Regions from separate parts of the Homo sapiens genome. Here region 2 is linked to region 1. Evidence: chromatin contacts called from ENCODE Hi-C data. All regions are on one chromosome and are shown on one strand. Each heading gives the region's core, a stretch centred on a gene start or an enhancer-like site at or near the end of the contact. The rest is flanking DNA. Distances are from core to core; before and after follow the strand shown. Region 1 holds the start of ACTR3B (actin related protein 3B). Region 2 overlaps PRKAG2 (protein kinase AMP-activated non-catalytic subunit gamma 2).

Evidence for each region. Hi-C counts contacts between places; a loop is a spot of excess contacts on that map. Pooled maps may share reads with other maps.
Region 2: a map with no recorded cell type shows a loop between it and region 1 (2.6-fold over the local background). The contact joins the enhancer-like site here to the promoter of ACTR3B in region 1. A Hi-C loop is called at or near these places in 4 of 37 single-sample maps with no recorded cell type and 9 of 50 pooled maps.

Annotation. Positions count from the first base shown.
Region 1 is chr7:152,757,892-152,761,969 of GRCh38, forward strand. ACTR3B (actin related protein 3B) reads left to right here and starts at 1,861. Exons shown (of 12, transcript NM_020445.6): 1 at 1,861-2,035. The coding sequence starts at 1,992. It also overlaps the pseudogene RN7SL845P. RefSeq lists enhancers at 1,503-1,662, 2,663-2,712 and silencers at 1,913-2,432, 2,193-2,487.
Region 2 is chr7:151,636,064-151,640,141 of GRCh38, forward strand. All of the region lies in intron 4 of PRKAG2 (protein kinase AMP-activated non-catalytic subunit gamma 2), which reads right to left. Among named protein-coding and RNA genes, the nearest start is that of RHEB, 120 kb to the left of the region's middle. Within about 2 kb of position 1,853, at least 7 of the 41 ENCODE cell types and tissues checked have a DNase peak (open chromatin) inside an H3K27ac peak, as active enhancers do.

The DNA of each region.
Region 1 (4,078 bases), core at 611-3,110:
ACCATGCCTGTGAATAGTCGCTGCCCTCCAGCCTGGGCAACATAGTGAGACCCTGTCTCTAAGAAACAAGCAATAAGAAAAGAAAAAGAAAAGGGACCAAGGCAGGGCTTTGGCAAAACACAAAGCAAGCCAGCCAATCTTTAACCCCAGCCTTGGGCTTCTAAACTGGGATTCCTCCACACTTACTCCTTTTTATTTTCCTCCCATTTGCTTCTCTCTTCAGTTCTCCTGAACATTCTCTAGGTCTGGGCCTTAATGGGTACTTATGAGTTAAAAAAAAGAAATGATGATGGGTTACCTAGGAGTGGTCAACGTATCTATTACTTCTAGGTAAAAAACACAATGTTTTAAGTACCTGTAAAAACAACATGTCTTGGCTGGGCGTGGTGGCTCATGCCTGTAATCCCAGTACTTTGGGAGGCTGAGGCAGGCAGATCACGAGGTCAGGAGCTCAAGACCAGTCTGGCCAGCATGATGAAACCCTGTCTCTACTAAAAATACAAAAAATTAACCGGGCATGGTAGTGGGTGCCTGTAATCCCAGCTACTTGGGAGGCTGAGGCAGGAGAATTGCTTGAACCTGGGAGGCGGAGTTGCAGTGAGCCGAGATTGCGCCACTGCACTCCAGCCTGGGCGACAGAGTGAGACTCATCTCAAAAAACAAAACAAAACAAAAAAATACATGTTTCCAGAAAGCTCCTAAAAAATTAGTATCAAGAATTTACGATCGGGCAAGAAGCAGGAAGCAAGTGGCAAGTGGGACTCTCAGTACCTTTATAATATAGTAGGTGGTGTTTGCCTTCTTTGGTTTCAGTAAGAACTTTTGGGCGATCATCCCATCTTCGACACTTGAAAACATTTTCCAGGAGTGATCTTGGTGTGGTTTACTCAGTCTAAGGCCATTCATTCCTTAAGGCTGGCCAAGCATTTGTTTTGCAGATTTTTCTTCTTAGAAAAATTTAGGCCGTGTTAGGTATAATAATTCCAACTAATTTTTTTTGTTGTTTTTTTGAGACAGACTCTCGCCCTGTTGTCCAGGCTGGAGTGCAATGGCGCGATCTTGGCTCACTGCAACCTCCGCCTCCCAGGTTCAAGCGATTCTCCTGCCTCAGCCTCCGGAGCAGCTGGGATTACAGGCACCCGCCACCACGCCCGGCTAATTTTTGTATTTTCAGTAGAGAAGGGGTTTCACCATGTTGGCCAGGCTGGTCTGGAACTCCTGACCTTGTGATCCACCCTCAGCCTCCCAAAGTGCTGGGATTACAGGCGTGAGCCACCGCGCCCGGCCAATTCCAACTAATTTTTTTTTTTTTTTTTATTATATGGGGAAGGTTACTCAGTCATTCAACAAACATTTGGGCACTTCCACAGGTACACCAAATACTGTGCTAAGCACCTGCTGCTCATCAATAGTGATTAAGACAGACTCAAGCCCTATCCTAGAAGATTTGATAGTCCAGTAGGGGAGGCAGACAACAAATACATAAATATAAAAATATAAACACTTTGCTTTAAGGGTTAGGAATGAAACCAACAGATTGTTGAGACAGAGGATACAGTACCGGTAGGGGACATAGTCAGGGTGATCAGGAACAACTTCCCTCGCAAGGTGACATTCGAGCGAAGACTTACAGGAGGAGAAAGGCGCCAGGCCTCGGAAATGGGGTCACGTTCATGTAAGTCAGTTAAAAATAAACCCCAATCTCTCCAGCAGCAAGGTTGGACGTATGGGGCCAAGAAGCCTCGCTGCCAGCACTAAAGATGGCGCGCCGGAGTGGGGGTGGGGGTGTTGGGGGAGGCGGGGCGTGCGCGCGTTCTGATTGGCCGACCGGGGAGTGACGTCACGTGTCGGCCGCCGAGCATCCGGGCTCCCGGCAGCGGCGCTGCGGCGGCTCGCGGGAGACGCTGCGCGCGGGGCTAGCGGGCGGCGGAGCGGACGGCGACGGGGCGCTCTCGGGCTGCCGGCGGGGCCGAGCGCCGCGCGTCCCGAGCATGGCAGGCTCCCTGCCTCCCTGCGTGGTGGACTGTGGCACCGGGTAAGAGCAGCTCGGCGCCCACCCCCGCTCCTCCGCGGCCCCGCTCCCGGCCCCTGGCGTCCACCTCGCCTGGAGGTCGAGCTGCGTCCGTCGCCCCGGGCTTGAGCCCCGCGATCACCTGGGCAGGTGGGGCGCCGGCCGCCGCTTCCCTCCAAGCCTTGCCTTGACGTCGTAAAACCCCCTCTTCCCTGCCGGGAAGGGCCACAAGAGGAAAAGCACGGAGGGTAGGGACGCGGTGCCCACTCTGAGCGAGCCCGGCGCTCCTCGCCTCCCCCGCCCACGTGGCCGGGCCCCTGGACCCGCAGCCCGGCTCCGGCCGTCGCCGGGGTGGACACCCTGAGGGACACCGGGAGCGCGGGATCTCCCCTCCTAGGAATATTCGCCAGCGTGAGGCACAGATCATCACTGCAGATCCTTTAACGTCACTCATCTCCTAGTGAACGGTGTCCCTGCCTTCCAGCGTTCTCAGCACTGGCCCTCGTTCTGTCCCCGCGTGTGCGTGTCATTCCTCCTGGCTGAGGATTCTTTACCACCTACTTGTGGAGAGAATAGCATCGATCTCCCAACTTGATACCATTTTTACTGCCCTCCCTGCGCTTTTCCAGTATGAAATGGCACACTCAGGCCAAGCTGTCCCTTTGGTTTGCATAGATTTGCCTTTTCGCTGAAAAATGATGTGTTTAAAAAGACTCCATTTTGAAAAATACCCTAAATTTGGGAGAGCATGTTTGTGGAATTGTGGTAGAGGTTTTTGTTTTTAACTTTTTGAGTGTGACCACTTCTTTCGTTGCCGTTAAGCTATTAAAAAGAGATCTTAGGAAATGCCCTGAAGTATCGGTGACCCAAGTTAGCTGGTTGTAGTAAGGTGATTGCTGAATCCATGTAGCTGGTAGTTTGGGAATACAAGCTTGCCTGCCTGCGTTATGGGTGTAGTGCTTAGTAAAATAGCCTGGAAGTAAATTTGGTCTCTTAGCGATTTTTTTCAAGAAGGGATTTTAATCATTTTTGCCACAAAATGTAACATGGCATGTTCACCTTACCCTTGATTCTTTTCTATAGAAAAATGCACTTGGTTTGGTTTCCTTGACAACCTTGTGGGGGTGCCTTCTTTAGTTTGCTACAGTCCATCTCCTACTGTTAGTTCCTTCCTTTTGCTGCTGAAGCGACCAGAAGTGGTTGTGGACTGGAAAAATCCTCTTTGCTTGTGTGAATTCTTTTTGAAATACACGTCATATCAAGCTTTGTAGCTCTTTATTTTAGAACTTGCTTTTCTACCTAAAACACAAGCCAAAATCAGCGTTGTCGATACTACAGCTCCCCTCCCTCAATTATTGACACCCTTAACTCATGCCCTCCCCCAATGGGTTCACCTCAGGTCCCCTCAGGTCTGGTTGTGTCAAGAGTGAAACCAGTGGGTGAAAGTATTTTTCATTTCCACATTTGCATGTGAGATTTTTGCTTTGTAGTTTTAGTCTTGCAGAACTATTAAAATATAAAGGAATTCTTGGTAGTAGCAATAAAATAATGCTCACAGAGTTGTCATACCTTTAAGATTAGTAAGTCGTGGACCTTACTCATCTTTCTTGCTATAAATACCTAAAATGTCGTGCTCAGTTTTGACCTTTTGAGGTAAGTGATTAATGTAACTTGGCTAACTTGGAGATTCAACTTCTATAGATCATTGTTTTGTGGCCCAAAGTCATGCTTCAGAAGTTGGTGTCAAGACTTAGAAACGGTGGCAGGGAATCTCCATATGAATTCCCCATATCGAGTGTATGGCCAGAAGGAGCCTGAAAGAGCCCGAATTTACCAACTTGAGCACATCAGTAGTTCTTACATTTCCCAGAGAGCCAAAATGATTTTTGGATTTAGTTTTGCCTCAAAATAGGACAAAAAGTGGTAAAATTCAGATAAAAATAACCAAGCCAAAGGAAAAGAACGGACCTAGGAAGTCACCCTGAGCTTTAGCCCAGTGGCTGCTGAAGTTGGTCCGCACATTCGACCTTAGTCTTCCTGTCTGACAACATCATAAGAGTCATGGTT
Region 2 (4,078 bases), core at 603-3,102, 1.1 Mb before region 1:
GATGGTCTCGATCTCCTGACCTCGTGATCCACCCGCCTCAGACTCCCAAAGTGCTGGGATTACAGGCATGAGCCACCGCGCCCAGCCAAAAAAATCTTTACTGAAATATAATTCACATACCATAAAATAACTCACCCATTTAAAGTGTGCAGCCCAGTGATTTTTGGAATATTCAGAATTGTGCAACTATCTAAGTTTACATTTTCATCATCCCAAAGAGACAGCTTGTACCCATTAGCAGTCACGTCCCATTACCTGCTCAACCCTCACACCCATCCCTAGGCAACTATTTCCTGTCTCTATGGATTTGCCGATGCTGGGTATTTCTCATCAATGGGATCATACAATAGGTGGTCTTTTGTGACTAGCTTCCGCTTAATGTCAGGGCCCATTCACATTGTAACACGGATCAGCACTTCATTTCTGTTGACTGCTGAACGATACTCTGTTGTGTGGACACACACACCTTGTTTATCCTTTCGTCAGCTGATGGGCACTCAGGTGGTTTCCACTTTTTGGCTGTGGTGAAAATGCTCCTATGGACATTCCTGTGCAAGTGTTTGTGTGGACATGTGTTTCATTTCATATATACAGGAGTGGAATTGCTGGGCCACAGGGTAACCCTATGTTTAATATATATATATTTTAAATTTAGTTTTGAAATGGAGTCTCACTCTGTCACCCAGGCTGGAGTGCAGTAGCGCGATTTCAGCTCACTGCAACCTCTGCCTCCTGGGTTCAAGTGATTCTCCTGCCTCAGCCTCCCGAGTAGCTGGGACTACAGGTGCGCACAACCATGCTCGGCTAATTTTCATATTTTTAGTAGAGATGGGGTTTCACCATGTTGGCCAGGTTGGTCTCGAACTCCTGACCTCAGGTGATCCACCCGCCTCAGCCTCCCAAAGTGCTGGGATTACAGGCATGAGCCACCACACCTGGCCTCTCTACATTTAATATTTTGAGGACCTGCTGAACTGTTTTCAAGGTGGCTGCACCATTTTACATTTTTACCAGCAATGTATGAGGATTCAAGTTTCTCCTGTACTGTTTAGTTTTGCAAGATGTTACCACTGCGGGGAACTAGGTAAAGGGTGCACAGGATCTCTCTGCATTATTTCTTACAACTATATGTGAATATACAATTATCTCAAAATAAAAAGTTTAATTTTTAAAAAAAGTTTTTTAAAAAAACTTGGAGTGAGCCAAGGTACACAGGAAGTATCTCTCGTTCTAAGTCTATGCTTTTGTCTCTTGCAATAATTTAAAAAAATTCTTACCGGTGTTTATGATAAGCACCATCAATTTCACCTGTAATCGTGAGGGGTTGTTTTTTGGGAGGCAGAAATGGGCAACAAATGGCAGTATGTACGTCAGGAGGACCGCAAAAGTGGTTCACAGACTGAAAAGACCTATAAACCATCACTACAGAAGTTGGTAGAGAGTAGAAATTCTAACAATTAATGTTTTATGCAACTCCACTTGATAATGAATGGGTGTACAGGAGTAGCCTAAAATAAAAATGTTTTTATGTAATATGCTAGTGGGATTGAATTTATTTCTACAGGTTTTTTACTTAGTAAGAAATCTTATGTTTTCTTCCTTAGAAAGGAGGCTACTCATGGAACAACAGAAAAAGTCATGAGGTTTTTTTTTTTTTTTTATAACACACTAAGTCAATTTCAGGAATTTGAGGGCTTTTACAGTTTAGGTATGTACATTAATGTGCACAGGGTCAAAAGACAGACGAATTTGTCAGCACACAGAACTTGAAGCTGGTGGTCGTCGTTGCCCTTTTATGGCAATGTTTTCTTAAAGTCTCAACAGACTTATGCCAGACTTAATTTTAGCTGTTTCAGGCAGGCAGGGAAAGCCGGGAGAAGAGGCGAAGGGAGGGGAAGGGCGTGGGCAATGTCATGCAAGCAAAGGGAAGGGGCGTGCACTTGTGACACCGACTCCTCTCTCAGTCCATCAGCATCAGGGATGTTTGATGTAGCAAAAACAGACCAAATCCACCACCCAAACCCTCCTGATAATCCAGACCGATCTCCCCAGGGAGAACAAAATGGGCCAACCATGGCAGGGAGGAACTGGGTTCTGCTAACAGCCTGGCACAGTTCCACCACAGGGAACATTTCCATTTATATCACATCAGCCAGTCTGAGGTTACTGGACTCTAGTGTGGTGGGAGGGAACAGAGGGACCCAAGTTGGACTTTATGGAGAGAATGCCTGAGAAACATGGAGCCATCACAAGTGTGACTTCTTGGTTGGTAAAAAATGCTAAATTATTATCCCGGCATGGTGGCTCATGCCTGTAATCCCAGCACTTTGGGAGGCCGAGGCGGGCGGATCACAAGGTCAGGAGATCGAGACCATCCTGGCCAACATGGTGAAAACCCCGTCTCTACTAAAAATACAAAAATTAGCCGGGCATGGTTGCGCACACCTGTAGTCCCAGCTACTCGGGAGGCTGAGGCAGGAGAATCGCTTGAACCCAGGAGGCGGAACTTGGAGTGAGCCAAGATTGCACCACTGCACTCCAGCTTGGCGACAGAGTGAGACTCTGTCTCAAAAAAAAAAGCTAAATTATTAAGTTGTGTCTTACATAATTGTGCCCAGGTGCAGCAAAACACTGTATTTTGAATGACTATCAGAAGGGAAAACTTCAGCCTGAAAACTTAATCATAAAACAATTGCCAAAAAAGCACTCCTTTACGCACAGAGGTCGGATATGAGTTTGCTCTGCCTCTTAAAAGAAGTCTTAAATAGCTCCTGCAAGAAATAAATCAACCTCAAATACTGGGTAAGGAGCTCCTGAATAATTTAGCATACAGAACTCTTAGTTTCTGTGCATCCTGCTGTCTTCCTTGAGCTCCACTCTGCTCTGCAAGGGCGTCCTCCAAAGAGTAAAGAACGACGTGAAACCCCCTGGATGCTGGACAGGAGCTGCACATGCACTCTGCTCCCGTTCCCACTGGGCATTCTCCAGGCAGCTCCAACCCACCACTGTGCCTGACATGTCCAGGTCTCAGTCCCAGCCCAGCCCTCTCCTGAGCTCCACACTGCCATCATCTCCACTGGAGTTTTCTACACCAACGCAGATGCACTTCATCTAAAACTGTGCCCCAGTCCTCTGGGTCTTGCCGTCTTGGTTTCTTTTGAGACAACCCACTTGTCTCCATCCCTGCTACACCTCCCCTGTTTCAGGCTTCCATTTTCTCAGGGTTGGCCAGCCGGGCAGCTTGAGCTCCTCCAGTCTTGCCCGCTTTCCAGTCTATTTCCTTCCGTGTAGCCAGAGTGCCTATGATGGTTAAATTTGAATCCAGTCATCTTGACTGGATTAAGGAACACCTAGACAACCGGTAAAGCATTATTTCTGGGTGTGTCCGTGCAGGAGTTTCCAGAGACTGGCATGTGGGTCAGTGGACTGAGTGGGGAAGATCTGCCTCCAGTGTGGGCGGGCGCCATCTAATTAGCTGGGGGCCTGGAGAGAACAATAAAGGTGACAGAGGATTTCCTTGCTCTTTCTCCTGGAGCTGGGACACTTTCCTCTTCCTGCTCTTGGGCATCAGAACTCCAGGCTCTCCTGCCTTGACACTGGGACTTAACAGCAGCAGCCCTCTGGTTTTCAGGCCTTTGGCCTTGGACTGAGAATTACGCCACTGGCTTCTCTAGTTCTGAGGCTTTCAGACTTGGACTGAGCCACGCTACCATTACCTGCATCCCAGGGACTCCAGCTTGGAGATGGCCTGTTGTGGGACTTCTCAGCCTCCATAATCCCATGAGGCAATTCCCCCAATAAATCCCCTCTCATCCATCTATCAGTCAGTCAATCAATCAATCAATCAATCATCTATTATCTATCTACCTACCTCCATCCGTTTCTATCATCTATCTATCACCTATTGGCTCTGTCTCTCTGAAGAACCCTGACTGATAAGAGTGACATTTTAAAAATGTAGTCTTGGCCAGGCACAGTGGCTCACATGTGTAATCCCAGCACTTTGGGAGGACGAGGCAGGTGGATCACCTGAGGTCAGGAGTTCAAGACCAGCCTGGGCAACATGGTGAAACAATGT